Linked DNA regions of Homo sapiens: region 2 is linked to region 1. Evidence: chromatin loops called from intact Hi-C (ENCODE). Cell type or tissue: HepG2. All regions are shown on one strand. Each heading gives the region's core, and the rest is flanking DNA. Links, peaks and the distances in the headings are about the cores only.

Region 1 (15,404 bases), core at 1-8,000:
CCAAACTAGTAAAATCTTAGTCTTACCTGCACGAGGTATCGTGGATCCACATTTAAATAAGGACACAGAGGGTTCATACCAGTTACTAGAGAGAAAACAAAATGTCACATTGCAACAAAATTCTTTAAGTTAATCCAGTTAGAGTTAATCCAGCTCCTGATTGTTACATGTGTTTGCAATTTTTATAGGCTCACTGAAGGCAGAAAATTTTTTCCCATTTTATCCTCCCTATCTGTCAGTTTGGGGGCTGACTCATCCTGAGACCCTCAATCCCAAACCAGGTCTTCCACTGGTGGCTCAGGCTTTTACACCAATAAGATAATCGCAGTGTCATAGATCTGATTTTTGAACTTACAGGAAGTGTAGTCCAGGCCATTTACAAAGCTAATTTCTTTCACTTTACTACAAGAATGCTTGGTGACTATATAAATTACAAAATAAGACTGAGAAAAGACTAATCAATTCCATGGGAAAAACAGTGGTTGGGTTGGGTTTTCTGACTGTGTACATGTTGTATCTAACTATTTCAAGGCAGTTCCTTCACATATTACTATTAACGATTGATTTACTGTGGCAAGGTTGAGAATCCTTGGGTCATTACCACAGGTATGTGGGTCTGTGCAAAAGAAAACACAAACTTTGAGAGGGCCAGACCTGAATTCACTAACATTGAAAACAGTAAAACCTATCATCTTTGGATCCTTCTGTATCTCAGCAGTTATTTACAAACCTATGCATCACCCATGCCTCTATCTTTTCATCAATTAGGAGTCCTGCTTGTTCTATTTTTAATACCCATTTTGAATTGTGTTACTTATCTTCTCTATTGCTACCATCCTAGTCCAACCATCATATCTCACAGCAACAATTTCCTAACTCCTTGCTTTCTCTTACCCCTTCAATTCACTGTCTACATAGCAACTACGTGATTTTTCTTAAGAAAATCGAAACTCCTTACCATAACTTACAAAATCCTACATTAGCTGTCATTCCCTACCTCTCTGATTTCACAAGCTTCAATTGATCCAACTCCCTTGTAACTACGAAGACAGACTGGCCTAAGAGCTGTTCCTTAAACATGCCAAATTTGTTTTGTTTCAGGACATTTGCACTAGCTATTTTCCTGGATACTTGCCTCCCAAGCATTTGTACTGTATTTGGGTCACAGCTCAAATGTCAACTCCCTTGAGATGTTTTCCCTAATCCGCTCTAAAATGGCATCCTGCTTCCATCACAATCTCATGACTCTGCTTTATTCCCTTTACAGCACTTATCACTAAAGGCAATGTTTTAATTTATGTTTGTTGGTTTACCTCAGTATTATGTAAGCTCTGTGAGCGCAAGGGTCCTCTTTTCAAAAAAAAAAAAAAAAAAAAAAACCCACAAAAACCACTATAGTCCTGCCCCCAGAAAAGTAGCTAGCACACTGTAAAAGCTCAGTAAATGGTGTTCATTCCCTGGTCCCCCAATTTACCTTCAAATCTTAATCAAATTAATTTAACAATATTGTCACATTAAGGAAGTGTATATGCCCTTTGTGCTCTGAAACTCAGAAATACTAAGATTAATATGAAACTGTGTTCTAAACAGGTAAAGTAGTAGCTCAGGCCTAGGAATCCCAGCATTTTGGGAGGCCGAGACAGGAGGATGGCCTGAGTTCGAGAGTTTGAGACCAGCTTGGACAACACAGGGAGACCCCATCTCCACAATAAGTCAAAAAAAAAATTTTAAAAATTAGCCAGGTGTGGTGGTACGTACCTAGATTCCCAGCTACTTAGGAGGCTTAGAGGGGAGGATTGTTTGAGCTCAGGAGTGCCAGGCTTCAGTGAACTATAATCATGCCACCGCACCCCAACATGGGTGACAGAACGAGGTCCTGACTCTAAAAACAAACAAAAAAAAAACGAAACAAAACACCATGTGTTGTAGATTCAGTTTTTTGACAAAGGTGACACCAGGGAAATGAAAGGTCTTTTATATTTTTTTGCACTAGAGTCAGTCTGAACATATTTCGTTGTTGTTGTTCCTTAGTATAAAATACCTAGAGAAATATTACAAGGATTCTCTAAAAAGAAAGTACTTTCGTAAAGGCTTTATCCACGACCAACTGCCTATCTTTAGGTCCAAGTTCTATTTATCTAGTTGAACAACCACAGTTACAAAGTACCAAAGTTCTGGAAAACATATTCACAAGACCGAGGAGAGGCAAAGGCAAGATATTTATGCCTCTGTATACCTTGATGTTGCCTATTTCCTTTCCTATAATTCTTACCTGGCTTCTTTCTTCATGTCTATATATCACCTTTAAAGTTCAGCTTACTTCCTAGCTCCTAAAGAAGGTTTCCTAGCCTGTCCCAAGTCATATTTATTTCTCACTTACATGCAATATTACTGAATATTCTGCCCTTACGGCTACTTGGAGGCTCAGAATATGTCACTGTGTACTAAAAAGTTAACTACGGGCTTGCTATTTGGAATACATTTACTCCCAAAGCTGGGCTCTACTCTTAAGGGTCAATCACACGGCCCACCACACACAAAACGTACGAGGCTTGGATATAAACCTAAGAAAACATGCATCATCTCGCGAGTCCAGGTCAATCACGGACAGCTTCCCCAGGAGATCCGTGGCCCTTTTTTAGGCCTTTCTATCTTGAAAGAGCAGCCATGCAGATACACTAACCCCACCACTGGTACTTAAGCTTGTAAACGCCAGCAAGGAAAAAAAAACCAACAACATAAAACATGGGACGCGCAACTTTAGTGTAAACGCAAGAACCAGTCAGAAATAATCGCAAGCTAGGCCCCATACTTACGCGGGACGCCAGCCAAATCCGCGTGCGAGTAACCTGCTTCGCCGGCTCCGAAAAAGCCGGCCAATACCCCTGTGGTTTTGTCGCCGCTTCCCCCGCCTCCTTCCATGGTATCGCAGCAAACCGAGTGGTTCCCGCCGCTGCCTCAAGCCTGGGTGGTCCGCTGGGCCGTTACTCCTCAATAACAGCGGGTAACCCCGCGTTGCCAGCGCCTACTTCACACGCTGACATTCCGGGCGCCGGTTCCCGTTAAGCGCCACACTTCCGCTTTGCGGCAGTGTGCGCCCCGGAAGCCGGAAGCGCCTGACGGCAGCTTTCCGGTGGTGGGAAAGTGAACGAATCCCGAATCAAAGCGGCGCATTGAGGCAGGTGGGGTGCCAGTGGAAGAGGGAAGGCAGGCGAGTGTTTACGGCCTGACTTGGGAGGCCGGCGGATCAGCAATTGCAGAAGCAGGCAGCGGCAGAGAGGGAATGGTGCAGGCAGGCGCTGAGAAGGAGGCGCAGTCCATCTCTCTCAGGGTTAGTGAATGAGGCTCTCCGCCCGGGCCGGCCCGGGGACAGTGCGCTGCTGGTCCCAGCATGAATGCGGGCCCCGGCTGTGAACCCTGCACCAAGCGACCCCGCTGGGGCGCCGCTACAACTTCGCCGGCTGCTTCGGACGCCCGGAGCTTTCCCAGCAGGCAGAGGCGCGTCCTCGACCCCAAGGACGCTCACGTGCAGTTCAGGGTCCCACCGTCCTCGCCAGCCTGCGTCCCAGGGCGGGCGGGACAGCACAGAGGCAGCGCCACCTCGCTTGGTACGTGGGAAAATAAAAATCTTTGTCCTTCGCCTCGGCCCGAACCTTCTGGTCTCAGTCTGAGGACCCAGGGGCTCCAGTCACTCCTTTCTGGTCTTGTGTGCATCGTCACTCTTGAGGTCCACTTGCTGAGCTACCAAAGCCACTAGTGGGTGAATGGGGCCGCATTTTTCCCAGTGCGATTGATGTGAGAAACTCTGATGAGCAGTCACTCACAGGGCGGAAAATGGCAGGAGACTCCACCACCTGTTTGCTTCTTCAGGTTTGATTGAGAAATTGCCTTAGTCGTCAAGGAGATCTAATTGTGTATGTAAAACAGTAGGGCGCTTCAGCCTCTAGATAGGAAGAAAACAACTTCACTTGTTCAGATTCTGGGTCCCAGGGTGCAGAGCTATTAGTTTAAGCTGGCATTGTACCCGTCCCTGGTATACAGTGTTGAACGAGAGAAACTTGGCCTCTGCCTTCATACCTTAAAATCTATCTGGAGAGATAGACGATAGCAAAAGTTAATATAATAAAAGGTAATGGATGTTCTGATAGATGAATGACAGATTGTTTTACCTAACTGAATTTATGGAATCGAAAATAGTCCTCCAGAAGATGAGATGCTTATTCTGAGGACTGTAGAATGAGTAGGAGTTAGATGAAGAGGAAGTAAGAAGTGTTTCAGGAGTGCAACCGAGGCCGGGCGCGGTGGTTTTGCCTGTAATCCCTGAGCTTTGGGAGGCTGGGGCGGGTGGATCACCTGAGGTCAGGAGCTCAAGACCAGCCTTACCAATATGGTGAAACCCCGTCTCTGCTAAAAATACAAAAAATTAGCCTAGCGTGGTGGCGGGCAACTGTAATCCCAGCTACTCGGGAGGCTGAGGCAGGTGAGGCAGGAGAATCGCTGGCATCCGGGAGGCGGAGGTTGCAGTGAGCCGAGAGGGCACCATTGCACTCCAGCCTGGGCAACAAGAGCGAAACTCCGCCTCAAACAAAACAAAACAAAACAAAACAAAAACAGGAGTGCAATTGATATATAGAGTGAACGCAAGAGAGTGTGAGAGATGAGGCTGCAGGGTGGTACAGAAAAGTCAGATCAAATTGGATATGTAGACATTGCTAAGGATTTTGAACTCTAAGGGCATTGATAAGCTACTCAAGGGTTTTTAGTAGGGGAGTGACTTGATTAGACTTATTTATTTGTTGAAAAGTCTGTGTGGCTGGTGTGTGGAAAATAAAGAATGGATTGAAAAGGAACTCAAGTGGAGCATCAAGACTCAGTTAAGGAGTTAATCTAGGTTGGAAATAATTGTAGCTTAGGCCTGGATGCTGGCAATAGGGAAGGGGATGGATTCATGAAAGAATGGGATACTTGAGAAGAAATATTTCTGTGCTGGAGAAGTAGATTGGGGAGTTCGTGGCATAAACATTATAATGGATGCTATGGGCATAGATAACATAAACATGTAGAGAAAGTAAAGGTGACCTAGGGCAGATGCCTTAGGAACACCAAAGTTTAAGAGTAGACTGAAGAGAAGCGGCTGTAGAGGTGGGAGGAAAGCCTGGCTTGTGTTGTGTCAGACAAAGGAGATCATTTCAAAAAGGATGCATTCGTTAACAGTGTAAGAGGCTGGGCAGAGCTCGGGCAGTTCTCTGGTGAAGAGTCTACACTTAGATGTCTTCATACTTAGGGGCAGTACCAAGTAGACTTGCACTAGGCCTTGAAGGATGAGGAAGATTTGCTGTATAAATCAAGAGGAGAAAGAATTATACATGCAGAGGAAATAAGACATGCAAAAGTTGGTAAGACTGGAGCATAAGATGACAGAGGAGTGTCTGATGAGGCTGGGTGGCAGACAGGAGCTTATGAAGAAACTCAAATTCCATTTTAAGGAATTTCAACCTTATTCTGTGGTTAATGGAGAAACCACTAAAAAGCTTTTAAGCGTGGGAATACCATTTGGTTAATATTTTAGAAAAGTGGCTTTTGGACTTTTCTAACTGCAACCCACAGCATAAATTTTATCCAGTACACAGAGTAAGAAATATATGTAACCTGGCAAATAAGCCATATTTATAACTGAAATAAATGTTTCATGAAATAATACTTAACCTTACTATGTGTGATGCATTCTTATATTGTCTGTGTTATTTCATTGAAAAATGACTGGTCATTTGTAGTTTGTAGAACACTGGATAGTCAAGGCTGTAGACAGGGAGACTAGTTGCAAGAAACAAATGGCAGTTGTCTAGTAAGCGATGTGTTTAAAGGGTATGAGGAAGGGATGGATTTAAAATTTAGGATGTAGATTTCAGAGAACTTGGTATAGGGGAGAGAGAACTGAAGGTGAACTTCAGGTATACGTTCAGGTGTACTTCAGCTTCTGTGACTGGATAATTTGTGGTTTCATTAACCTTATTTGCATGTAAAGGAGGAGGAGTTAGTTGCAAATAGGGGTGAGGGCAGTCAGTCCTCACTGGTTGGATCTTAATTAAGATTTCTGCAGAAGAGGTACCAAATGAATACTTGGGGCTGTATTTCGCATGTTTAAATGTTTTCTGTATACCTGGCACAGGACACCAATTAACAGAATGTTCGAAGACTATATTTGTATCAAAAGCCCATTGTTTGAATTTTTGGGATTCCTTTAGGAACTTGGTATTTAAATTTTTATATATAATTATCTTAGGACAAGTAGGCGGGGTAGCGAAATGGATATTTATTCAGTATCTTTAAATTTTATATTCTTTATCTTCCTGGATATATTTCTTGTATTGACTGAAATCGCTAATTTTGCTGGGCATGCACCTGTAGTCCCAGCTACTTGGGAGGCTAAGGCAAGAGGATCACTTGAGCCCGGGAGTTCCCGTCCAGCCTGAGCAACATAGCGAGACCCCACTTCTGAAAAAAGAAAAAAAAAATCTGCAAACCTGCATATTGGCAGAACTCAGCATGTTATTCACATTGTGATGACGCAGGTTTATCCAGATGTGTTGCTATAGACTTTTTGTGAAAGTGGAATGTTCCTTTGACATGCAGGTGAATTTTATTGCGTTTTGTGCCTTTTGGCTGTATCTATAGCTATTAATTGAATGACTTGCTGATTAAAATATACTGGGTACTGAATAATGTTGCTGATGAGAGTAAATGTAAATGGTGTGAAGTCAAAGTTGGAGAATTACTGATCTCAGTGGAAAAAAAAAAGACTGGGTGGAAATGTCGGGAGATAACATATTGAGTGCTTTGTGAGGCTGAACACAATATTTTCTCTAATTTTTGCTTTGTAATTGATCCACATAACCCTTAGAAGTAGGTGTTGTTAGCTTCATTTTCTGGGTGAGGAAATAAAGGCTTAACGAAGTGAAGCAACTGGACCAAGGTGGTACTAGTAAGTGACTGAACAAAGATCTCAATCCAAGACTATCTGACTCTAGATCTTGTATCTTTTCATCACTTCTTATTGCCACTCTTTTTGCCTTGCTGTGACTATTTCTAGTTAAAATTCCTAGGAAACCTGGAAAGCATAATTTTATGCTTACTTCAGGAGTAAGAGGGATAAAGCTCTGACACAGTCCTGTGGTGTGCTGGGAAGGAAACCTTAGGAAGCCAGAAACAGTGATATTGCAAAGAGCAGTAAGCAGTCCTTTCTCTGAGGCCCTAAGAAGGACTGATCAATGTTTTATTAGCAGAAGATACTGGTTCCTTATCTCTTGCTTTTCCTCCTTCATCCCTTCCCCAGGCTTCAGGAAGCCTGAAACTAGAGAGAGAACACATTCTCAGGGTCAGGGCTACAGGAGAGAGCTCTCTTCTTCTTTGCCATCACTGGAACACTCCTGGTTTTTCATGAAATGATGTGTGCAGTCTTTAGGTTCTGTAGACTTATCACAGGAGTACGTGCTTCGTGTGTGTTATAGGAACCTAGTCATTGCATCTTAACATTAATCCTTACATTTATGGAAAAAAGATGTTTTAACTTCTAAACCAACTCAAAAAATGAATGTTTTGGCATATTACTGGTTTGTAATTTGAGGATTTTTTTTTTTTTTTGAGACAGAGTCTCACACTGTCGCCCAGGCTGGAGTGCAGTGGCGCGATCTCCGCTCACTGCAAGCTCCACCTCCCGGGTTCACGCCATTCTCCTGCCTCAGCCTCCCGAGTAGCTGGGACTACAGGCGCCCGCCACCACGTCTGGCTAATTTTTTGTATCTTTAGTAGAGACGGGGTTTCACCATGTTAGCCAGGATGGTCTCAATCTCCTGACCTTGTGATCCGCCTGCCTCGTCCTCCCAAAGTGTTGGGATTACAGGCATAAGCCACTGCGCCCGGCCCAATTTGAGGATTTTCTAAACTATACTTGCTGTATTTGATATAAAGAAAATAAATAGAGAATACAGAACTATAGAAAAAGTTTCAGAATCAAATGGTTTATCCTCTTACTCCCTCTGACTGAAGCTCATTTTTTCTCTGAAGCCTGATCTGCTGCAGAAAGCTAAATAAAATCGTGGAAGTAATGGTGTTTAACAATAAGAAATCACTATGCGTGATTACTTTTTTGTGATAGAAACTATTAAACTATTTTTGAAACATTAATCAAAGATTTTTACTAGCTGGATTATAAGTATTTTGTGGAAGGTAAAGATTATATAGCAATTGAATATTTTTCTGGTATAAAATTCTCCCCATCTGAAATGTATTTCGATTATGCCATTATTTCAATGAAAAATAAACCATTGATTTTTGTATATTTGAGCCTGCATCTGTTTTGCTCCATATGGTGTTTTAGGAGAGGTAGGTAAATAAGAAAGATCCTGTGACTTAGGATGCTAAGATTCTTACATTGCAATTTAGTGAGTATCTCAAATCTTAAACATTTGCGAATGTTTAAGATTTTATTTCTGATACTAAAATATGATGTACATTTAATCCCTATTCAGTATATTAAATTTTGACAGCACACTTATTTCTAATGATTATATAAAATGTGGCTTGTATTTATTTATATTGCATCTCCCTCTCCTGAGCTATCAATTCTACTTTTGCTACTGTCTGCTGATGTGTTAGGAAGGAAACCTTAGGAAGCCAGAAGTAGTGATATGGTTTTCTATCTAGTTACTTCTTTGGCATCTCAAATTTAGTATAGGCAGAATCGACCTAATCGTATTTCTTCCCTAAACACAATTCTCTTGTATTCCATATTTCTACTTAAGGCTGTCATCATTTTTCAAGTCTCTCAAGCTCAAAGCTTAAAGTCACTTTTAACTTCCCCTATTATTGTGAAGTCTGTAATGACTCTCCTCACTTTTACTACTCTCACAAGGACTAGTTTATGTTCTTGGCCAGTAACTGTTCAATCTAGTGGATCATCAGAATCACTTTTGGAAAAAAAAAAATAGATTCCAGCTCCCCTCATGCCTTCATCCTACTCACATATAGATTCTGATTCAGAAGGACTGGGGTGTGGCTGGCTTCCTGATGATCCAGATAGTTTGGGAACCACTGACCTGGACTAGTAGCTTCCTCCCTAGTTTCTGGCAATAAGCTCTTCCCTCTTGCCCCTCAGATTTATCCTCCAGGCTGTCATGCATGACTGTGAGCCTCCTAGATGAGAGGAATCATGTCTTTCAACACATTTTTTGTGCTTCTCTTTGTGGGTCATTCAAGATCCTATTGTATGGTATGATCCTGGCTGACTTTTCAACCATATTTTCTTTTGCTTTCTTTTTAAGTTCTTTATATTTCCCTGATATTGGTGCCTTTGCTTATAATTTTCTCTTTATGTGACTGCATGTTTACTTTTCAAGGCATAAGTCAAGCCTTACCTTTTCCGAAGAAATCTTACCGATTATGCCCATGTTCTCCTGTTCACTGAAGTAGTGTCTTCCTCAGAAATAACCTTAATTCCTTTATCAGGACCTCTTTTAATAATCATGATAATTAAGAATCAACATTTACTAAGCGTAAACCAGATAATGCCCTAAATGCTTTACATGAACTATTTTTACTTAATTAAGCCTTATCTCATGAGATAGTTATTTTGCATGTTTACAAATGAGGGATCTGAGATACAGAGAAATGACCCCTCACAGAGTAACATAGGAAGCTAATGGGAGAATCAGGATTTGAATACAGATGTTCTGATTCCATAGCCTATGCTCTTATCCATTAGGCCATACCAACTCTTTTAGGCACCAGTCATTTTCTACCCTGTGTCATATGTATTAACATTTATGTTCCTGTCTTACCCATATACTTGAGGGCAAATACTTGAGTTATTAATCTTTTGTTTAACCTGTAGAACCTAGCATAGTTCCTTGCATGTACAATATGCTGTATATGTTTTATATTTGAAGGAATGTATGAATATACATTTTTTTTTATAGTTTTCAAACAAAAGACTATTACCAGTTGGATGGACACTAAAGGAATCAAGACAGCGGAATCAGAAAGGTATAGAAACATTCCTATGTAGAGAAATGAATAATAATACATGGATGTTTTATCTTGTTGCTTTAATATTTTCTCTCTTTGTTCATGCTTTTCTGTTCTCCTTTATCTATGTTAATTCAAAATCAACTTATAAGTAATTTTTTAGAGAGTCCTGTATGCCAGGGACTGTCCTGTATACTTGAGATACCAAGATGAGAGAGGAATAGTCTGTGTCTTTTTTTTTTTTTGAGATGGAGTCTCACTCTGTTGCCCAGGCTGGAGTGTAGTGGCGTGATCTCGGCTAACTGCAAGCTCTGCCTCCTGGGTTCACGCCATTCTCCTGCCTCAGCCTCCCAAGTAGCTGGGACTACAGGCGCCCACCACCACGCCTGGCTAATTTTTTGTATTTTTAGTAGAGATGGGGTTTCACCGGGTTAGCCAGGATGGTCTTGATCTCCTGACCTCGTGATCTGCCTGCCTCGACCTCCCAAAGTGCTGGGATTACAGGTGTGAGCCACTGCGCCCGGCCAGTCTGTGTCTTTAAGATACTTACAGTGTAGCAGTGGCCACAGACACAAAAACACATAATTACTGCCTGGTGTGATAGATGCAATAGTAAAGGTATGAGCAAGGCACAGTGGTGGTTAGTGTGTAGAAGAAACAAATGTTCAACTTTACCTTTGGTCCCTAAAGGAAGACTGCACAGAGAGGTGAGTGACATTTATGACTTGAAGGAAAGGCGGGTGTTTGCCAGACACACAGCTGCAGGGAGGGCATTAGGGATCACATACAAAGACATGGAGTCATAGAAGACATGCTGTGTGCTCAGCTGACCACAGGGAGTTTAATTACTGCTGTGACACTGGGGGTATGATTGGATAAGTGACTTTTTTGTATTATAAGTTGTTTTTAGTTCTTTCTGTTCTCTTGTAGTTTGGATAGTAAAGAAAACAACAATACAAGAATAGAATCCATGATGAGTTCTGTACAAAAAGATAACTTTTACCAACATAATGTAGAAAAATTAGAAAATGTTTCTCAGCTAAGTCTTGATAAGTCACCCACTGAAAAAAGTACACAGTATTTGAACCAGCATCAGACTGCAGCAATGTGTAAGTGGCAAAATGAAGGGAAACACACGGAGCAGCTTTTGGAAAGTGAACCTCAAACAGTAACCCTGGTACCAGAGCAGTTTAGTAATGCTAACATTGATCGGTCACCTCAAAATGATGATCACAGTGACACAGATAGTGAAGAGAATAGAGACAATCAACAGTTTCTCACAACTGTAAAGCTTGCAAATGCAAAGCAGACTACAGAAGATGAACAGGCCAGAGAAGCCAAAAGCCACCAGAAGTGCAGCAAGTCTTGCGATCCTGGGGAAGACTGTGCAAGTTGTCAGCAAGATGAGATAGATGTGGTGCCAGAGAGTCCATTGTCAGATGTTGGCTCTGAGGATGTTGGTACTGGGCCAAAAAATGACAACAAATTGACTAGACAAGAAAGTTGCCTAGGAAATTCTCCTCCATTTGAGAAGGAAAGTGAACCCGAGTCACCGATGGATGTGGATAATTCTAAAAATAGTTGTCAAGACTCAGAAGCAGATGAGGAGACAAGTCCAGGTTTTGATGAACAAGAAGATGGTAGTTCCTCCCAAACAGCAAATAAACCTTCAAGGTTCCAAGCAAGAGACGCTGACATTGAATTTAGGAAACGGTACTCTACTAAGGGCGGTGAAGTTAGATTACATTTCCAATTTGAAGGAGGAGAGAGTCGCACTGGAATGAATGATTTAAATGCTAAACTACCTGGAAATATTTCTAGCCTGAATGTAGAATGCAGAAATTCTAAGCAACATGGAAAAAAGGATTCTAAAATCACAGATCATTTCATGAGACTGCCCAAAGCAGAGGACAGAAGGTAATTTTCTCTCAGCAGTATCTCTCCAATAGCATAATATGCTTTATAGTTTTGTAAGGGAGTTTAACGAAGCTGTGATTTCTAGTAAAGCAAAGAAATGGTTTTGTTTCTTGTTAACTACTTATGCTAAATTTAAACCTAGACTCCAAAGTTTAAACTCTAAAAAGGCTAGAAACAGAAAACAAGAAATAAAATAAATATTAGAAATCAGATTTTTAGTTTCATGAGTTTCCTTTTGGTATTTATGGGAATTGCTAGAACATGAAAATACTAGGTTGATAGTAGCTACTGTTTCTTCAGCCAGACATTCTTCTAGACCATTGTATATTACACTTTTTTTTTTTTTTTTACACTTTGTTTAATGCCGTGACAGGCAGACAGATGGTATTATACTCACTAAATGAGATAACTGAGATTTGGGTAAGAGAATTCACTGGAATCATGTACCTTCTGAGTGGTAATGCTGGGATTTAAATCCAGGTGTGTCATATTACAAAGCTTATATTTTGCCGTTACCCCATATGGAATCTTAAATCCCATCCATGATTTCTGTGATTTGAGTTTCCTGAGATAGTGCAATCAGCATGCAATAGTGAGTTCACTTCATTGAAAATTACTGTGTAGATGATACTGTGAACCATGACTCATTTCTGTTTTGAGAAGGTGATTTACATGTGTTTGGAACTTTCTTCCACAGACTGTTGAAAATAAGCTCTTGAGTTTTATAAGCTTTATAGGTTTTTCTTTTGATTGTAAATATAATACATAACGAAGTGAGTGACCAAGTATGGCATACTTTAAACAATAACGTCTGGGTAAGTTTTGTGCTTGTGTATCTAAGGGAATTAAAACAGTAAATAATTTGTGACTAAATACATTTGTCTTGACCTTAGAAAAGAACAGTGGGAAACCAAACATCAAAGAACAGAAAGGAAGATCCCTAAATACGTTCCACCTCACCTTTCTCCAGATAAGAAGTGGCTTGGAACTCCCATTGAGGAGATGAGAAGAATGCCTCGGTGTGGGATCCGGCTGCCTCTCTTGAGACCATCTGCCAATCACACAGTAACTATTCGGGTAGGTAGCACCTCTTATCTATGATGAGAGAAGACTGGAAGTCCTTATTTATTGTGATATTTATTAAGTGAGAAACAGACCAAGGCTTAGAAAGTTCTTCTGTTTTCTGCATATATAAAATACTGAGAATTCTACAGAATGGAGCAATATAATGATAACTTACTTAGTATAGAACTTAACAAATTAGCAATCATTAGCAATCATTATCAGCTGATGGTGAAGATAATTTTTTTTTTCCAGTATTTTTAAGAAACCTCATTGGATTCTTTTTTTTTCTTTTTACTCAGTTGATAGTATTGTGTACTGACTGCAGAATCCTGCATTCGTCCCTAAATTTCAAAATTACGTATGGTTTAGTGTCCTTAAATCATTATCCAGCTGTGCCTTTTTTTTTTTTTTTTTTTTTGCTGGAGACCAGAGTTTTCTTATTACTCAAATCAGTCTCCTCGAGCATTCGGGGATCAGAGTTTTTAAGGATAATTTGGTGGGTTGGGGAAGGCCAGTGAGTCGAGAGTGCTGATTGGTTGGGTCAGAAGAAGAAATAATGGGAAGCTGAAGCTGTCCTCTTGTGCTGAGTCAGTTCCTGGGTGGGGACAAGATCAGATGAGCCAGTTTATCCATCTGGGTGGTGCCAGCTGATCCATCAAGTGCAGGGTCTGCAAAATATCCCAAGCACTGATCTTAGCAGTTTAGGGCGGGTCAGAATCTTGTAGCCTCCAGCTGCATGACTCCTAAACCATAATTTCTAATCTTGTGGCTATTTTGTTAGTCCTACGGTGGCAGTCTAGTCCCCAGGCAAGAAGGGGGTTTCTTTTGGGAAAGGGCTGTTACCATGTTTGTTTTAACATTATATTATAACATTATAACAACATTGTAACAAAACATAACAAAAGACTAACATTATAACATTATAACAAAAGACTATAACGAGGGCTATGGGAGTTACAAGCCAAGAACCTGGACAAAAACCAATGTGAATATCATAACACTATACTAACAGAAACTGTACATATTAAACATATTAAATAATTAAACCTCCTTCCCTGCTTCCCCTAGTTCTTAGTAACCTCTTTTGTACTTTTTGTGTGTTCTTGCTTTTAAAAAACAACTTCATTGAGGTATATAAAAATTCACCCATTTTAAGTGCTCGATTTGGTGATATTGAGTCCATTTTTTGAGCTATGTGACCATCACCATAATCCAGTTTTAGATTTCCATCACTTGCTGGGTAGTTTTAAACATTCATCTCATTTATTAGTCAGGTTTTATATAGATTTCACACGCAGTACTAAAAAAAATTGACATGATCCCTTTTAACATACAATTTAGTGTAGATGTGATTAACTATTTTGAAATTCAGAATTCTTTAGCATATTTAGAGGTGAGAGTAACATTGAGCAGAGTTATGGGGTTTGAGCTGAGCTCTAAAAGATAAGCATAAATTTCTGAGGTGCAGTTAGTAAGATAGGAGACTTCCAGACAGATATATAAGATTTATAAGAAAAGGCTGTGTGGTTGAAAACTATCTGTTTTAGAAATGGAAAACAGTGCCTTTGCTGGAGTGTGGAATTTGGGTGGGGAATGAGGAAGAGACTTGAAAATTGGATTGGGTTCATATCACAGGGGGCTTCAAGTGCCAGGAACCAGACTTAAGTCATGTCTGTGCAGACAGTATCTGTGCTGTAGCAAGATTAATCAGACAGCTGCATGTAAGGAAAACAGAAGTGAGGATACACTGGGAGACAGGAGAGGTAATGTAAGAGCCCAGATAAGAGTTAAGTAAGGTAACAGTATGTACCGAATTGTGCCACATAGAGGTGCTTCAGGGGTTCTTTTGAAGTTTGATGCAAATTTCATTTCTAAATTATATTTTTAACAGTGAAAAACTTGTTAAAAAAGAACTGCACAATCAAATTTGAAGATGCTTAATTCCACATTTGAACCAGCTGTTTTTGCCAAGATAACCCATTTTTGTGCAGACCACAGAGCCAAGGTTCCCTTGCTACCATTCATCTGAAGAGTTAGCTTAATATCAAAATAAAGTTTGTAAAATGTTACCATTTGCAACTGTATAGATGGATGAATCAGGATTTTCTTAATAATGTGTAAGAGAGATAAATGTAAACTAAATGGTAGATTGATGTAAGCTTTAACTCTCATCCCTAACTCCTACTTTCAAATTTTGTATTTAAAACTGTCTCATCATCACTTATTGATATTAGAGTAAGTAAAAGTTACTATAAAAACTGTATTTCTTTTTTTTTTTTTTTTTTGATGGAGTTTTTTGCTCTTGCTGCCCAGGCTGGAGTGCAACAGCACGATCTCGGCTCATGGCAACTTCCACCTCCCGGGTTCAAGCAATTCTCCTGCCTCAGCCTCCCAAGTAG
Region 2 (16,303 bases), core at 4,823-12,822, 280 kb before region 1:
TCAGCTGCTACTGTTCATCTTACATGAGGGTTAGGCTCTAACACAGAACTGACTGTGCTTTTCTGTTTTACTGACTAGGTATTCTTCAAATACAGACAAGGAAATGATAGTTTTGAAAATGGTAGATTTGAATGGAGATGACTTGGGCCTTATCAGGTACTGTATTTCCTTTTTAAAAATAATTCTGTCGGGTAGCTTTTCTTAATTAAAGAGAAGGGAAAAGAGACTAGAATAGTACCAGCACACACTGAGAATAAGTTGTGTGGTTAAGAGTCCAGGTTCTGAAGTCAGACACAACTGGGGTCCAGCCAAGGGCCTTGTACAGGGTTCTCAGTCTCTCAGGGCTTAGTTCTGCACTTACAAAACAGATTTAATACAGGGAAGATAAATGAGAGATCTTGGTGAAGAGCTTGGCACAGCATCTCGCATATGATACAAAAATTCAGTAAACATTAACACTTATTATGTTATCAAGATCTCACATGTGGAACTTCCATGATGGTATACAGTTATCTCCTAGTAAAATGAAAAAACAATCTAACCAACCAGGAAAGTGATTATGGCTTTGAGATTATTTACCTGTGTTTCCCTAAAAGGATTAAGTCCAATGCAGGACAATGGCAAGTAGGGATAAAATAGAACTGAGAACACCTAAAGGAAGCAAGTGAGGGAAAATTACAGGTGGGGCCAGCTTTTAGCACAATTATCTGGGAGTGACAGCATTTAGGAAAACACATGGATTTTGTTTTCTTGAAAATAAGGAATTTGCATTCATATGTGATTTTGGTTACTGCAACTGGCCTGACTCAGGAATTGACTGGGTGGGTAACATGGTTCCAGACTCTTTGACCTATGGACTTGCAAATGATGCAGACATGCCCTAGGGAAGTACCAGATAGTGCTGGGTGCTACAGTCAAATGGCTTGGGTTCACTCTGGGCTCTTGTCCTTATTAGCAATGTGACTTTAGACAAGTTCTGTGACTACCCTGTCTTCCTGTTTCTCATCCCTAAGCATTTTTGTGCATACCATAGGATAAAGTAAGTATTTAAAATGTTGATAATAATGATTAGAAAGATGACAAAGGGTCTGCCAAGTAGAATTATAAAATATCTAAGTAAAAGATGCTATGTGAATAAAACTTGCAGTAAAATTGACAAAGTGGTGAAGAAAAACATTAAAAACTATGATTCACAGTTCACACACCACAGTTGGCCCTAAAACTAGGTGGAGAACAACATGGTAATAAAAAGTTCAGGTCTTGAGGTAAGGTTGACTTGGCTTCAAGTCCCAGCCCTCTGCCACTTACTAACCCTGTGGCCTGGAGAAAGTAACTTAATTCACTTAGACCTTAACTATCCTATTTGAAAATGGGAATAGTAATACCCCATAGGGTTGTCTGAGGATTAAATGAGATAATGCATACAAAACTCTAGTTCTGTGCCTGACATAGAAAAAAGCTTAATCATTTTAGCTAAAAAGGAATAGAAAACATATTCTACCTCTTCTGAATAATTCCATTACCAGCATATTAGAATGCTTGAAATTCTTAGCATTTGAGTTCCTCTTTTGTGTTAAAAGTGAAGTCACTAAAAACTCCCTAATAAACTTTGGTATATGGGCTGACATAATGGACTTATTCTTCTACTACAATCAACTTATCTCTTGATTAGTTTCCCCTTAGCATTTAACTCAGCACACTTTCTAAATGTCAGGCATGTAACTGTGTGAGTGGGGTATGTTATGATGAATAAGGCAAGTTTTCTATCTTTAAGGGTCTCACAAGCTGGTGGGGTGATTGGGGCAAGAGACAGAGACAAATATATAGACAAGTAACCATAACATGAATCAGATGACCAGCAGTGCTATCCCATGGGCATAAATAATGCTGTGGGAGTTTGGAGGAGGTAGCCCTGAGTTTTTCCTGAGAGCACTGTGGAAGGCTTCCAAGAGAAAATGACATTTGAGTTGGACCTTCAAGGAGTCATGGGATTTCTCACGGAGTCATGAAAAATACAGAGCCATAAGGCCAGAGTGTGGGTGAGGTCAGGGCATTGGTAAAAGGTGGACTGGAAAGGTAAAACAGGTCCAGATTCTAGAGCACTTTAGTGGGGCATTCAATTACAAGAAGGGCAGGATAACAGCATACATCTCTGCTAGTTACACTGAGTATCCCAAATTTGTTGGGACAAGGAGATAGAGTCGCCCTTATAGTTTCTATTTTACTCTTGGCTGAAGGACCAAGACCATTTACAATTCCCTTTTAGTAGTTTTTGAACCTTTTTTTTTTTTTTTTTCCTGAGACAAGCTTTTGCTCTGCTGCCTAGGCTGGAGAGCAATGGCGTGATCATAGCTCACTGCTGCCTCAAATTCCTAGGCTCAAGTGATCCTCCTGCCTCAGCCTCCTTAGTAACTGGGACTACAGGTGCTCACCACCACACCTGGCTATTTTTTAAAATTTTTTGTAGAAATGGGGTCTTGCTTGTTGCCCAGACTGATCTCAAACTCCTGGTCTCAAGTGATCCTCCACCTCGGCCTTCCAAAGTGCTTGGATTACAGGTGTGAGCTACTGCACCTGGCCAGTTTTTGAATCATTTAATAACTGGAACAGAAAATTCAAAAATACTATTATTTTGGCCAGATGTTCTTTGCTTCCATACATGCAATTGTATCATGTATCTGGAAGTCTTTCGGTCAACTGTCAAGGTTATAGCAAAGCTTTTCCATCTGTTGTGCTTAACATCCTGCAATAACTTTCCATTGTTTCTGAGCTGCCGTATGTTATCTTTGATGTAATTGCTCCTGCAATTGCCTCTTGTTGCATAGTGTAATTGCTCTTTGAATACGTTAAAAATGATCCAAAATATAAAGTCAAATGTGGGCTGCTAAGTAACTCACCCACCATATGTAGATGCCTGCTGTTAGACAGAATCCCAAGGTGTGAGGAGTTTGGAAGCACAGCAACTCAGAATCACAGAGCATGGAGATGACCTAGTTTAACCTTCAGCAGAGGAACAAGGGCCTAGAAAGGTGATGTGACCTGCCCAGCATCACAGCCAAGACTATCTTCTTCACAATGAAAACCATATTTGAGTTCATAATTCATTCCTTCTTACTCTCATTTTTGTTTTCAGTTTTTCATTCAGCAAGTCTGCACTAGGGACCTACTATGAGCCACGCAATACTTCCTTGGAATGATGTATTCCCTGGCCTTGAAATAAGGAATCTAGTACCCATGTTTGTGCTACTGGAATGAATCCATTAAACTCTCTGAGACTCAGTTGCCGTATTTTCAAATGTGGCTATCATATCTTCTCTCCACACAGAGATTATTATGGGATACACTGATGAACAAATATAGATGGAGTTGCTGCCCTTATAGGACTTCAGTCTACTGAGGGAGACAGAAGGCATACAGATAGGCATACAATACATGTAAAATTATAATTGGGCTCAGTGCTAAGAAAGGCAGGTGTGTAGAACTTTCTTAAAGGAATTTGACCTTGTCAGAGAGATTGGGAAAGGTTTCCCTGAGGAAGTGACAGCAATGGGAGCTGGAAACTGGAGTAGGAATTAACTGGCAAAATGGGGGGATTGGAAAAGAACATTTAACACAAATGGGGAAGCATTTGAAGAACTGGTAAAAGGTGAGTGTGGCTGGAGTGCAGAGGTCAACAGGGCAGGGTGTTGCAAGACAAAGTAAGAAATAGAGATTAGATGGCATGACAAAGAATTTGTTTTTCTATACCAAGAGGAATGAAAACTCATTAAAGTGTTTCAAACTTGGGTTGGGAGTTGGGGCTGTCGAAGGATTGGGAAGAGTGTAGACTTGAGGAATGAAATAAAATTATGTTCCTGAAACTATTCCATGAACCATTAAGCCCTCTACAATTGTGAAGCCACCATTTGCTCTAGTTGCTCTATGTCAGAAAAATCTGTTAGAAAATTCTATGTCAGAAAAATATTGCTATCTTTGTGCCTTTTTCCCCTTACATGAAAGCATTCAATGTTTTTTTTTCTCCAGACATGGAGAACATGTTGTGGATGTTCTGAATTGTGAATTAAAATATAAGCTGTGTAACATTTACAAAATTCACTTTGGGAGACTCTGTAAGGTACTTCAAAGAGTCTGTCATCCAATAGAGGAAAATAAACAGAACCTTGAGAGTCTCGGATGCAATAAGACACTATGTGTGTGAAGAAAACATGAAGGGAGAAAGCAAAACAGGTTTCAAATGTCTACATCAAAAAGAAAGTCACAAGTGCAGATAATCTGAGTGGTAGTTGTGGTCAGTGGAAGAGCTACTACTCACATAGCTACACTTACGAAGGCAGCTCTGAGACAGGTGAGGAGGCCGACTTATTTCTTCAAGGATGCTGCAACTGAAAAGGCTTTGTCTTGCTTTTCTTCTCTTTGCCTTCCTCTTTTCTTCCGCCAAGTTTTCTTCCTTGAATTTGCAGCAGTCACATGGACTCCTCTTCTCCTTCCTTCTCCTTCTCCTTCCTCTTCTTTTCTTCTTCCTCCTCCTTGCTCCTCATCCCGCTTCTCCTCCTCCTCCTCTTCTTCCTCCCCTCTTTTCTCTTCTCCTCTCCTCTCCACTGCCTTCTATTTATGTATTGCAAACCCTTTTATTCTTATAGTCAGTGGTCTTGTAAGGGAGCCCTTTAAAGGCATATTTTTAAGATGACAGGGGCAGTGATTTGTGTAAGCTATTTGAATCATTTGTGTAAAAAGTTAAAAAAATCCTATTTGTGCTATTACACTCATTTATTCAAATGGTGTTGACTTACAGAACTCAGTTGCAGTATATATATAAATCTTCTCTATCATCTATGACTATGACTTCTTTATTTAAAAACTTTTTTTACATAAAACTGTTTTGTTTTTAATTGACACAGAATAATTGAATTATTTTTCTTGAATTGTAATGTCTGACTGTTTATTCTCTATGGTTTTCTGTATTCTGACTCTATACTCTCCCCTCCGTCCACTTAACCCCACTCAAATTGCAAATGCTGAAACCTTAGTGACTGCCCTCTACCAAACCATTCTTGTTCTCTTTTTTTCATCTCATCTTGTCTTTGTCTTCCTAAATGCCTTCTCTATCATTAGCATGAATTCTGATTTATAAAGCCTTCCTTTCTGTTTATTTTATTTATTGCTTTTATTTAAAAAATAAATAGAGACAGGGTCTTGCTATGTTGCTTAGACTGGTGTTGAACTCCTGGCCTCAAGGGATCCTCCCACCTTGACCTTTCAGAGTGTTGGGATCACAGGCCTGAGCCACTGTGCTTGGCCCCTGCTTTCTTTTTCTATATCTTTCACTGAACCTCTTTTTCTTGTTCCGCTCCATGTTGTGAAGCTTGATGCTGTCTTCCTGCTCTAACTTTACTTTCTGTTTGCCTGTATTCTTCTTCAGTGGAGCTTGGTCATGGTTGTGAAGTGAGCTTTCATCCTGGGTCAGGTTCACCCCTCTCCCCTGCCCCGTAGGTGAAGGTGCCTAAAAGGGCTTTTAGATGACCAAGATGGTGACTGTTGACTGATAACAAAGATTGATCAGCCTAGTGTAGTTTAAATTGTCCCAAGTTTAGAAACCAAAGCCATAAAAAAATAGTTGGCTGGAGATATTGGACAACTTGATTGTTAGATTTCTGGAAAGTTCTTACTTAACCTGAAAAAAATCTGGGAGATTATTTTTTTTTTCTAAGTTTTTTTTCAGTATAAAAATAGTGTGTGCTTACCATAGAAAACTTGAAAAATAAAGAAAGTAGAAAGGAAGGAAAAATTAAATTAAAATTATACTACCTCGAATCAATCATGGTTAATATTCAGGTGCATTTGCTTCTGTTCATTTTTCTATGTGGAACATATAATAAGAAATACACATGACTAAAAGCTCATTCTGTAAACGTGAATGCTCACTTGGTTTCACTCACTGTGCACTAGAAGCTTTAAAATACTATAAAAATATTAACAATGTTATCTCCATCACTGCAAAAACAAGTATCTGTTTGTTTTTGCAGTGATCCTCTTCTTATCTAATAATGTGTTTTTTTTGTCTTAAAGTCTACATAGTCTGTTAATGTGGCTAACCCAGAATTTGCCATGTATATTTTTCTATCATTTTCTTTGAACCGTTCTTTATTCTTACATTTTAAGGGTGTCTCTTATGAATATCATATAGCTTTAGTTATTTCTTTTGTACTCTGACAATCATTGTTTTTTAAGTGAATTTAGTGTATTTTCAGGAATTGTGATTATTATATCTGAACTTTTCTGTATCTCCTCACTTTGTGCTATTTGTCTCACCTTTTCAGTGCTTCTTTTTCCTCCTTTCTCATCTCTTACTTTTTTTGGATTGATAGCTATTTTTAAAATATATATTTAAATGGCAGATTGTAGTTTATAAAAATGGCTGCAACAACACAACAATTGCTCTTATTCCATGTTTTATCCAAAGTGACCTTGCCACTCTCCATTAAAAGGTGGAGATTATTTTCCTAGTTCTTGAACTTTGGCTGGTCCTGTGACTGCTTTGAACAATAGAACAATGCAGAAATGATACCGTGCCAGTGCTGGGCATAGTTTTTTTTTCAATAGACTTTATTATTATTTAATTAATAAACTATATTTTTAAAAGCAGTTTCAGGTTTACAGCAAAATTGAGCAGGAAGTACAGAGATTTCCTATATGCACCTTCTTCCAATACATGCACAGCCTCCCTCACTATCAATATCCCCAACCAGAGTAGTACATTCCTTATAACTGATGAACCTACATTGACACATCATCATCACCCATAGTTTACCTTAGGGTTCATTCTTGGTGTTGTATCAAGTAATTTTTAAAATCTTCTTTTCTTTTATATATTTTCTAAAATTTCCACAGTAAGAAAAAAATTAAAAAGTCAAAAAATCGTGTGGAGATCCTGACACTCAGAGCCAGCTTCTATTAAAAGTTTGTTACATAGTCTTTCAGACTTTTTCTAAGCACATTTATAATATTTTTCTTAAAAAGTGGGATTTTATTATATTTACAGTTTGTTAACTCTATTTTTAATTTAGCAATACCTTATGAATATCTTTCAATGCCAGTTAGTATTTTTTAAATCACCATTTAAAAATTGCCATGTAGTATTCCATTCTATGTATCATAATGTACTCAACTAATCAGCAATCATTTGTTATTTAGATTGTTTACAGTGTTTTCCATCATAAAATACATCGTGATAAACATTTTTTTTTTTTTAGATGGAGTCTTGCTCTGTTGCCCAGGCTGGAGTGCAGTGGTGCAATCTTGGCTCACTGCAACCTCCACCTCCTGGGTTCAAGCGATTCTCTTGCCTCAGCCTCCTGAGTAGCTGGGATTACAGGTGCGCACTACCACACCCGGCTAATTTTTGTAGTTTTTTAGTAGAGACGGGGTTTCACCATGTTGGCCAGGCTAGTCTCAAACTCCTGACCTCAGGTGATCTGCCCGCCTCGGCCTCCCAAAGTATTGAGATTACAATTGTGAGCCACCACATCCGGCCTATGATAAGCATTCTTGAACAGATACATATTTGCCAATGATTTCCTTAAGCTAAATTCCTAGAATGGGATTCCTGAGCCAAAGAGAATGTTTATATTTTAAAGCTTTTCCTATAAATTGCCCAACACCCCTTTGTTGGTTTACTCTCCCATTACTCAAACTTGAGCAGAATGTTGTTTGTCATACTCTTGCCAATCTTAGTATGACCATGCTTTACAATTGTTGCCAAGTAACAGGCTTAAAAAAGTCAAATCACTGTTGTTTTCCTTTGAATTTCTTCAATTCACGGTTTGGCTCAAATAAAAAAACAATAGTCTATTGGCCATTTCCTGTTTCTTGTTGCACTTACCATGTAATGTGCAAGGATTTTTTAATTTTTTAATTTTTATTGTTTGACAGAGTCTCGCCCTGTCGCCCAGCCTGGAGTACAGTGGCGTGATCTCAGCTCACTGCAACCTCTGCCTCCTGGGGGTTCAAGTGATTCTCCTGCCTCAGCCTCCCCAGTAGCTGGGATTACAGCTGTGCGCTGTCATTCCCGGCTAATTTTTATATTTTTAGTAGAGATGGGGTTTTGCCATGTTGGCCAGGCTGGTTTCAAACTCCTGCCTTGGCCTCCCAAAGTGCTGGGACTAAAGGCATGGTGCAAGGATTTTGACTGCTGTAACTTAATGGAATTTACCCTAATGAGATATTTCTCCAATATTGTTATTTAGAAGGTCTTTTTCATTCAGGATTTTTGAAGATAACAAAAGGATTCCTTGAGAACGTACATCACTTCTCTGGGGTGGAGTTGGTAGAAATATTCTGCAGGATGCTTGTCCCAGGTGTGCCTGTAACTTTAGGAGGGCTCTTCTGGCTAGAGCTCATTATCTTTTTAAAATCTGAGCAGTCCGGTGTGTATTCTTTTCTTCTGCTGGTTTAAAATTTAGCTTGCCTTTTAGGTAAAAGTCTGGGCCCAATAATCCTTCCAGTATAAGACAATGAAACACCCTTTCCTCTTCTTCTCCAAACAGTTTGCAGTGGGTTGGGGTGAGGATGATTTTGAGGGAGTGAAAACGAGGGTGTGAAGGTAATTAATGGCAAGTGCCACACAAGATAGAATGTGAAATTCCAGTGGCTTAACACATTGAAGACTTATTTTCCACTCATGGAAAGTCTAGTGAAGATTGGGTAGTCCTTCTGCACACATGTTATTAGTCAGAGGTATTCACACGCCCCACCTTGCAAATGAGACTGGGAAATAGAAGAGCACATGGGCATTTTGTGAGCACTCACGTCTCTGTCACAAGAGGGCAGGCTATCCTCACTGAATCATTTCATGCCCATACCATGTGGGTTGAATATACATGTGTTGCGAATGTTGAACACCGCCCCCATATATTTAACATTGTATTAATCTTACAAATCATATATATATTTGTATATATATATATTTATTTATGCTCAGAGCTTTGTATCTCTTTCCTTTATCATCATTATCATCATCTGCAGCTGCAGCAGCAGTAGTATCAGTATAGCATCACCAATATTCTTGTAGTGAACATTTATTCCATTCTTGGTATCAGCCAGTCTTTGTGCTAAGCACCTCACATGTATTAGTTATTTTAATTGTCAAATGCAGGTACTACTATTATCATTATGTTACAGGTATGAACACTGAGGTTCAAATAAATTAAGTAACTCATGTCTGACCCCAGAGCTGGTATTTTCAGCTACTGTAACACAATATTAGCCTCTGTATTAGTTTCCTAGGGAAGCCACACATTATCAAAGACTAGGTGGCTTAAAACAACAGAAATTTATTCTCTCACAGGTCAGGAGGCCAGAAGTCCAAATTCAAGGCATTAGCAGGGTTGGTTCCTTCTGGAGGCTCTAAGGGGGGAATCTGTTCCATGCATCTCTTTTAGCTTCTAGTGGTTGCCATCAATCCTTGGCTTCATTGGCTTGTAGACACATCCCTCCAATCTGTGCCCCCATCTTCATATCACCTTGTTCTCTATGTCTCTGGGTTTCTCTCTGTTCCTTTCCTCTTGTAACGATGCTAGTCATTGGATTTAGAGCCTACATGCGGTCAGTATAATATCACTTAATCTTTACCTTGATTACATCTATAAAACCCATATTTGCAAGTAAGTCACATTCTGAGGTTCCAGATGAGCATGCATTTTTGAGTGACACTATTCAACCCATTACAGCCTCCTATATTTTATTTCCTAAAGAGCTCCCATGTTGCTATGAATCTTCATGAACGTACCTTTGAATGGATACACAGTATTCTATTTCCCTATTTGTGGGCGTTTAGGTCGGGGAGGGCCATGCTAGCACGTAGAACCTTTGTCTAAGTTACACAAACGCATCCTCTTTTCTGGGCTGGCTGAAGTGCCAGGCTCAGTGAGCTGCACAGAGGCTGGATTTAACCACCTACTTACCCCCTTTGCCAGTGTTCTTTGTACAGGGCACAGCTTGCACACTGGACATGGAGGCCCAGGTCTGAGTGCATGGAATCTGCTTTTACCTTTGTTTCAGAGTAGGGCACATGCAATGTCTGAATCACTAGAGATCTTTTTCTCCAAATGCCTCCTTTACACAGAAGGAAAAAAAAATTGTAGTGTTTTATATTAATATGTTGTTTACTGATTCTATAATAGTTGAAATCTATTATTTTTCAGTCTCAATAATTTTTAAATTTTAGTCCAGAAATTTTGACTAATTTTGCTACAAACTAGGATAAGGTCCCCAATCTCTTGACTTTCTGCTGTATTTTTAATTACATCATGCTGATTCACGTAGCACCTTGCTTCCTATTTTACATTTAGCTGTGACATAAGCATTATTTAAAAATGCTTATTATTAGAGATGTATTCATCCTTTTATGTCTGAATTCTTAACTTCTGAAACTAAAGCTTTCTTCCTTTCTTTTGAACTTTGCTTGGAAAAATATTTTTTGGCCAGATAAAATAAAATATAAGTACTGCGTTTTAAAATTAAAATGATCACCTTTCTGCATATCTTTATAAATATTCATCCATAACTATAGTACTTTGGTTGCTGTGACAAGTTTGCTATTTTAATAGTGCACATTTCAAAGGACAATGGAGGAAAAATATGACATCTTCCTTTCCTTCAATTTAAATAACTTTTTTCTGAACACTTATTTTATTTTAATTTTCTAGAGAAAAAGTTCAGTTTATTTTCTGAGGCTTAAAATAAATGGAATAAAGAAGAAATCAAGCCAGGTGTGGTGGCTCATGCCTGTAAAAGCAGTACTTTAGGAAGGTGAGGCAGGAGGATCGCTTGAGCTCTGGAGTTGGAGATCAGCCTGGGCAACATAGTGAGACCCCATCTCTACAAAAAATAAAAAGAATTAACTTGGCATGGTGGTGCACATCTGTAGTGCCAGCTACTTGGGCGGCTGAAGTAGGAGGACCACTTGAGTCTAGGAGGTCAAGGCTGAAGTGAGCCATGATTGCACCACTGCACTCCAGCCTGGGCAACAGAGTGAGACACTTTTTCAAAAGAAGAAGAAATCAAGTCTATATCTAACTAGTAGAGTGAAATTCTTAGTACATGCTTTCTCCATAGTTACCATTGTGGCCAATTGTGCAAGGTCCTTGATGGTAGGAAATGCATCTGATTCCTCTTTACGATCCTTCACACAATGCCAATCAACATGATTCCCAATAAATTCACTCTGATTGAATGAATGATACAGCTGCCATCTTTCCTTGTCCATATCCATTCTGCTCTGGCCGCCCTGACTATCCATTCTCTGAACACAGGGCCCTCCTTCATATCTCCATGCCTTTGCAGATGTTATTTCCTCTGCTAGGAGTACTCGTTATCTAGTGATTCCTTTGCGTAGCTCTTCCTCATCTTTTAAGACCTAGCTCAAGTGTCACTTCTTTTGTGAAGCATGTCTCAAGGCCAAGATGATACCTCATTTATCTTTATGTTCCTGGTGGCTGGCACAGAGTCAAAGTTAACCAAATGTGTAGTGAATGAGCAAGTGAATGAAGAGAAGGGACAGAACCAGGATTCCACAGTGGATAAGAGCATATATCTCTATCTCTATCTGTATCTATCTATCTATCTATCTATCTATCTATCTATCCATCCATCTATCTATCTATCTATCATCTATCTATCTATACACACACACACACACACACACACACACATACAACCTGAATTCATTGCTCTGCTTCTTGACTTACCATTGTGTGACCTAGGTCAGGTAACGTTACCACTCTGGGACTTAGTTTTCTTAGTTGCAGAATGAAGATAATGATAGTACTTGACTCAAAGGGTTCCCTGTGAGAATAAAATGAGATCTTGTACATAAAGTCCTTTGTCTAATAAGAGCTAAATAATGTCAGCAGAATAGTTCTATGGTTTTTCTTTGATTGTAATGGAAATATTCAGTGTTGGCTGAAGCTGGCTGACCTCAGTGTGATGGTATCAGATGGAAATGTTTTGGTTGGGAAGCCAAAATGCTACCACCACATTTTCTTCCAAACTAAAGAAACTCCAAAAAAGCAAAATCCATGTAACTGGAAAACACTAGTTGATTAGAATTTCCTGATACTTGAGTTCTAAGAGAAAGAGACAAAACCACACACACAAACCTAATAGAAGAATATTCCTAAATGTAAACACCTTGCAAATAACTGCGAGGGGATGACTCTTAGAATATCTTCAGCCCAATAAATGTTTATTCCTTAGCACAGGGGCAAATAGCCATGTCAGGGACTGAATTCAGCTCACTCATTGGTGATTTGGCTTGACATTGTGTTTTGAAAAATTCAAAATGGATGCCAACATGAAAAAAGAAACTACATAGAAATTTTCGAATGCCTACAGTGATTAATGTAATGAATCTCCATATAACTTATTGCCCAGATTCAATAATTAGCAAGACTCTGTCATTCTGTTTTATCCTTCCCCTCACTTTTTTTTTTTTTTTTTTTTTTTTTGGCTAGAGTATTTGAAAGCAAATACCAGGACATTATATACTTCTTTTTTAAAAACTTAACTTTTATTTTAAGTTCAGGAGTACATTTGCGGGTTGGTTACATAGGTAAATGTGTGTCATGGGGCTTCATTGTACAGATTATTTCATCGCCCAGGTATTAAGCCTAGTACCCATTAGTTATTTTTCCTAATCTTCTCCCTCCTTCCACCCTTCACTCTCCAATAAGCCCCAGCATCTGTTGGTCCATGTGTTCTCATTATTCAGTTCCCACTTATAAGTGAGAACATGTGGTATTTGGTTTTCTGTTCCTGTGTTTGTTTGCTAAGAGTAACAAATGGAGCCTCCAGCTCCATCTATGTTCCGGCAAAGGACATATTCATAATGTTCTTTTTATGGCTGCATAGTATTCCACGGTGTATATGTACCACATTTCCTTTATCTAGTCTATCACTGACGGGCATTTAGGTTGATTTCATGTCTTGCTATTGTGAATAGTGCTGCAACGAACATACGTGTCCATGTGTCTTTAGATACAATTCACTCATAAATATTTCAGTATTTATCTTCATCAGATAAAGACTTTAAAAAATATGTAACCCCAATCATTTATTACAACCAACAAAATTAAAATTAATTTCTTAATATGATCTGACACCCAATCTGTGTTCGGTCTTCCCTGATTATATCAAAAAGTCTTTTTTTGTTTGTTTGTTTCAAATAGTTGTTTTGTTTGAATCAGATCACAAACTACATTTGTTGGCTACAAGTTTTAAGTCTCTTAATGTATAGCAGTTCCCGTCCTTTGTTTCCATGCCATTTACTTCCTGAAGAATTTTAAAGTTGATAAATACATATGAAAACATGGATTTGTGGCCCCTTTTGAATAAAGGAGAAGAGCTGGCAGCACTGGTTTATACTCCCATAAGGCAACACTTGGCTGGAGCTGAGTAGAGGCTGTGAACTTTAGACACTGCAAGTTTTCTACAGTCCACACCAGTCCCTATTGTACCAACTAGCATGACTCATTTGTGTTGCCTGCGTAGAGCCAATGGGCTTTGAGCAGGCCACCTCTGCCCTACATCTGCTTCTGATAGGCAATAAGAACTGATGCTTGAAAGATGATCTTGAAGTCCTAATCCCTTTCTAGCCATTAAATAGATGCTTAGTTTTGTGCATTACATTGCTTAGGTAGGAATGTAAGCAAAAACGTTTAAAGATTTTTCAACAAAGAATTGAATCAACAATTTTTTTTTTAAATTCTAAGTTAACCTGACAGTTTATGAATTAGCATTTCTCTTTTCTTGAGCGTTCCAGTTAATCTGCTTTACTGCCTTCCACTCTGTAAATATCCTTTTCACCTGTGTGAGGGTTTGAGCCTACAAAGGCCACTGGACACGGTGTCACAAGACCCAGACTTGAGTCCTGGGCCTCTGTGAACAGTGGACCATTATTTTGCTTCTCTGGGTCACCTATGCAGAGTAGAGGTAAAACAGCCTGTCTCTCAGAGTTGTGTGAAGTTCAAATAAGGTAACAGATGTGAAATTAGTTTGTAAACTGTATAACTTTACACTTAAACAAGGTATTACTAGGCATAAGGATATACTGAATTATGCCTAACATCCTCTTTTACACCTCTGTGCATTTACCCTGCTGTTTCCTCTCCCTGTAATGCCCACAAGAATTAATTGTTAGTCATCTGTGGTCCCTGAACACTTTATGCCTGTTTCTTCGCAACGTTTGTCACACTGTGTTAAAGCCATTTGTTCACATCTGTGTCTTTGGTGAGATTCTGAAAGTAAACCACAGTTTATTCAGTGCTTAGCATACAGGTAACCCTTAGTAAATGTCGGATTGGATAAATTTGAATAATTACTACCTGTGTGCCTATCTTGAAGGACAAAGTCCATGTATATACAGTTCTTTAGGTATGTCATCTGGTAACTGACCAGTCCAATGATGATGCCAATGATGAAATAGTCATGAAAATGGAGTTTTGTATTTTTAATTTAAGAAAATGATCAGACTTCTTGAGTACATTTTTTGCATTGTATTTTTAAGCCCATGAACAATGAAAGAATGTAGATGTAGAATGTCTATTATTTAAAAATATTTTTTCCTGCTGGAGAAAACTTAAGCTCCCAGTCATAGTTCTTGGCCCCAGTTCTCTCGTTCTCCTGATTAATTTAGAGCTTCTTGCTCTTTTACAGCTGGTTTGCCATCCACCCGGTCAGCATGAACAACAGTAACCATCTTGTAAACAGTGACAATGTGGGCTATGCATCTTACCTGCTTGAGCAAGAGAAGAACAAAGGATATCTACCTGGACAGGTGAGAATTTATATCATTGAAAGCTTCATCTTGATTCACTGAGTGTCATCATTCATGCTGCATTCAGAAGAGGTGATTCAAATCTCCAGAATAAAGTGTCATCATCAATCTCACATATTGGTATGCTTGAATAGACAGCATTTACCATCCTCCCTAATGTGGAAAGAAAAATAAAAAATGAGTACTAACCATTTGCTTTTTGTGTTACATAGTCCTTATATTCATTGCTTCATAAAGTTATTAGTTGAATAAGGAAGGGCAAAGTTCAAGATTTTTATAACAGTAGGTTTTGATTAAGCTGAAAATATGACAAACTGTTGATATTTACTTTTGTTTTTAGAGCTATACAAGGATTAAGCACCATTTTTATTTTTATTTTATTTTTTGAGACAGAGTTTCACTCTATCACCCAAGCTGGAGAGCAGTGGCACGATCTCAGCTCATTGAAACCTCTGCCTCCCAGGTTCAGCAACTCTTGTGCCTCAGTCTCCTGAGTAGCTGAAATTACAGGTGCACACCCCCACGCCCAGCTAATTTTTGTATTTTTAGTAGAGACAGGGTTTCGCCATGTTGGTCAGGCTGGTCTTGAACTCCTAACCTCAAGTCATCTGCCCACCTCGGCCTCCCAAAATGTTATGATTACAGGCATGAGCCACTGCTCCAGGCCCAAATTTGGAAGACTATATAATGGGATAAGAGTCCCAGGCCCTTACCTACAATTAATATTCCCTTATAAAGATATTAGCTTCCATTAACATTCAGCCTGATCATTTAGCTCTGTCTTAGTTTGTTTTGTGTTAGCAGAATAACTGAGACTGGGTAATTTATAAAGAAAAGAGGTTTATTTTGGCTCATGATTCTGTTGGTTGAAAAGTTCAAGACTGAACAACTCCATCTGGTGAGGGCCTCATGCTATTACCAATAAAATAAAAATTTTCTCAGAATATTGCACATAAATATTCATGACAGAAAACAGACGAGGAGGCCGAATGCAGTGGCTCACACCTGTAATCCCAGCACTTTGGGAGGCCGAGGTGGGTGAATCATGAGGTCAGGAGTTCGAGACCAGCCTGGCCAACATGGTGAAACCCCGTCACTGCTAAAAATACAAAACATTAATCGGGCATGGTGGTGTGTGCCTATAGTCCCAGCTACTTGGGAGGCTGAGGCAGGAGAATTGCTTGACCCCAGGAGGCAGAGGTTGTAGTGAGCCAAGATCGTGCCATTGCACTCCAGCCTGGGGGACAGTGCGAGACTCCGTCTCAAAAAAAAAAAAAAAAGAAAGAAAACAAGAGGAACTAGGATGTGCAAAGAGATCACATGTGAAAGAGGAAGCAAGAGAGAAAAACTGAAGAAGCCAGGCTCTTTTTTAACAATCCTGCTCTTGCAAGAACTACTACAATCCATTCCCTAGAGAGTGAGAAGCCACTCATCCTGTGGGAGGGCATTATTCTATTCAGGAGGGATCAGTCT

Evidence for each region. Hi-C counts contacts between places; a loop is a spot of excess contacts. Peaks named below come from ENCODE experiments on the same cell type or tissue, not always from the same donor. Only the 100,000 strongest peaks of a DNase experiment are listed, where the experiment ranks them.
Region 2: it touches region 1 in a loop (13-fold over the local background); 2 of 110 quality-filtered maps call a loop at or near these places.

The regions. Positions count from the first base shown.
Region 1 is chr10:49,929,713-49,945,116 of GRCh38, reverse strand. It overlaps PARG (poly(ADP-ribose) glycohydrolase), which reads left to right and starts at 3,090. Exons shown (of 18, transcript NM_003631.5): 1 at 3,090-3,608; 2 at 9,975-10,041; 3 at 10,954-11,940; 4 at 12,834-13,017. The coding sequence starts at 3,392. TIMM23B (translocase of inner mitochondrial membrane 23 homolog B) reads right to left here and starts at 3,064. Exons shown (of 7, transcript NM_001290117.2): 1 at 2,817-3,064; 2 at 27-85. The coding sequence starts at 2,922. TIMM23B-AGAP6 (TIMM23B-AGAP6 readthrough (NMD candidate)) reads right to left here and starts at 3,064. Exons shown (of 17, transcript NR_158661.1): 1 at 2,817-3,064; 2 at 1,759-1,882; 3 at 27-85. RefSeq lists an enhancer at 3,180-3,249. In HepG2, for the core only: no CTCF peak of the experiment used is centred there; a DNase peak (open chromatin) is centred at 3,086; H3K4me3 peaks cover 2,893 bases.
Region 2 is chr10:50,217,037-50,233,339 of GRCh38, reverse strand. It overlaps ASAH2 (N-acylsphingosine amidohydrolase 2), which reads left to right. Exons shown (of 21, transcript NM_019893.4): 7 at 79-156; 8 at 14,710-14,830. Among named protein-coding and RNA genes, the nearest start is that of ASAH2, 26 kb to the left of the region's middle. RefSeq lists a silencer at 8,725-8,904. In HepG2, for the core only: a CTCF peak has its summit at 8,822 (motif pointing right); DNase peaks (open chromatin) are centred at 7,649 and 8,809.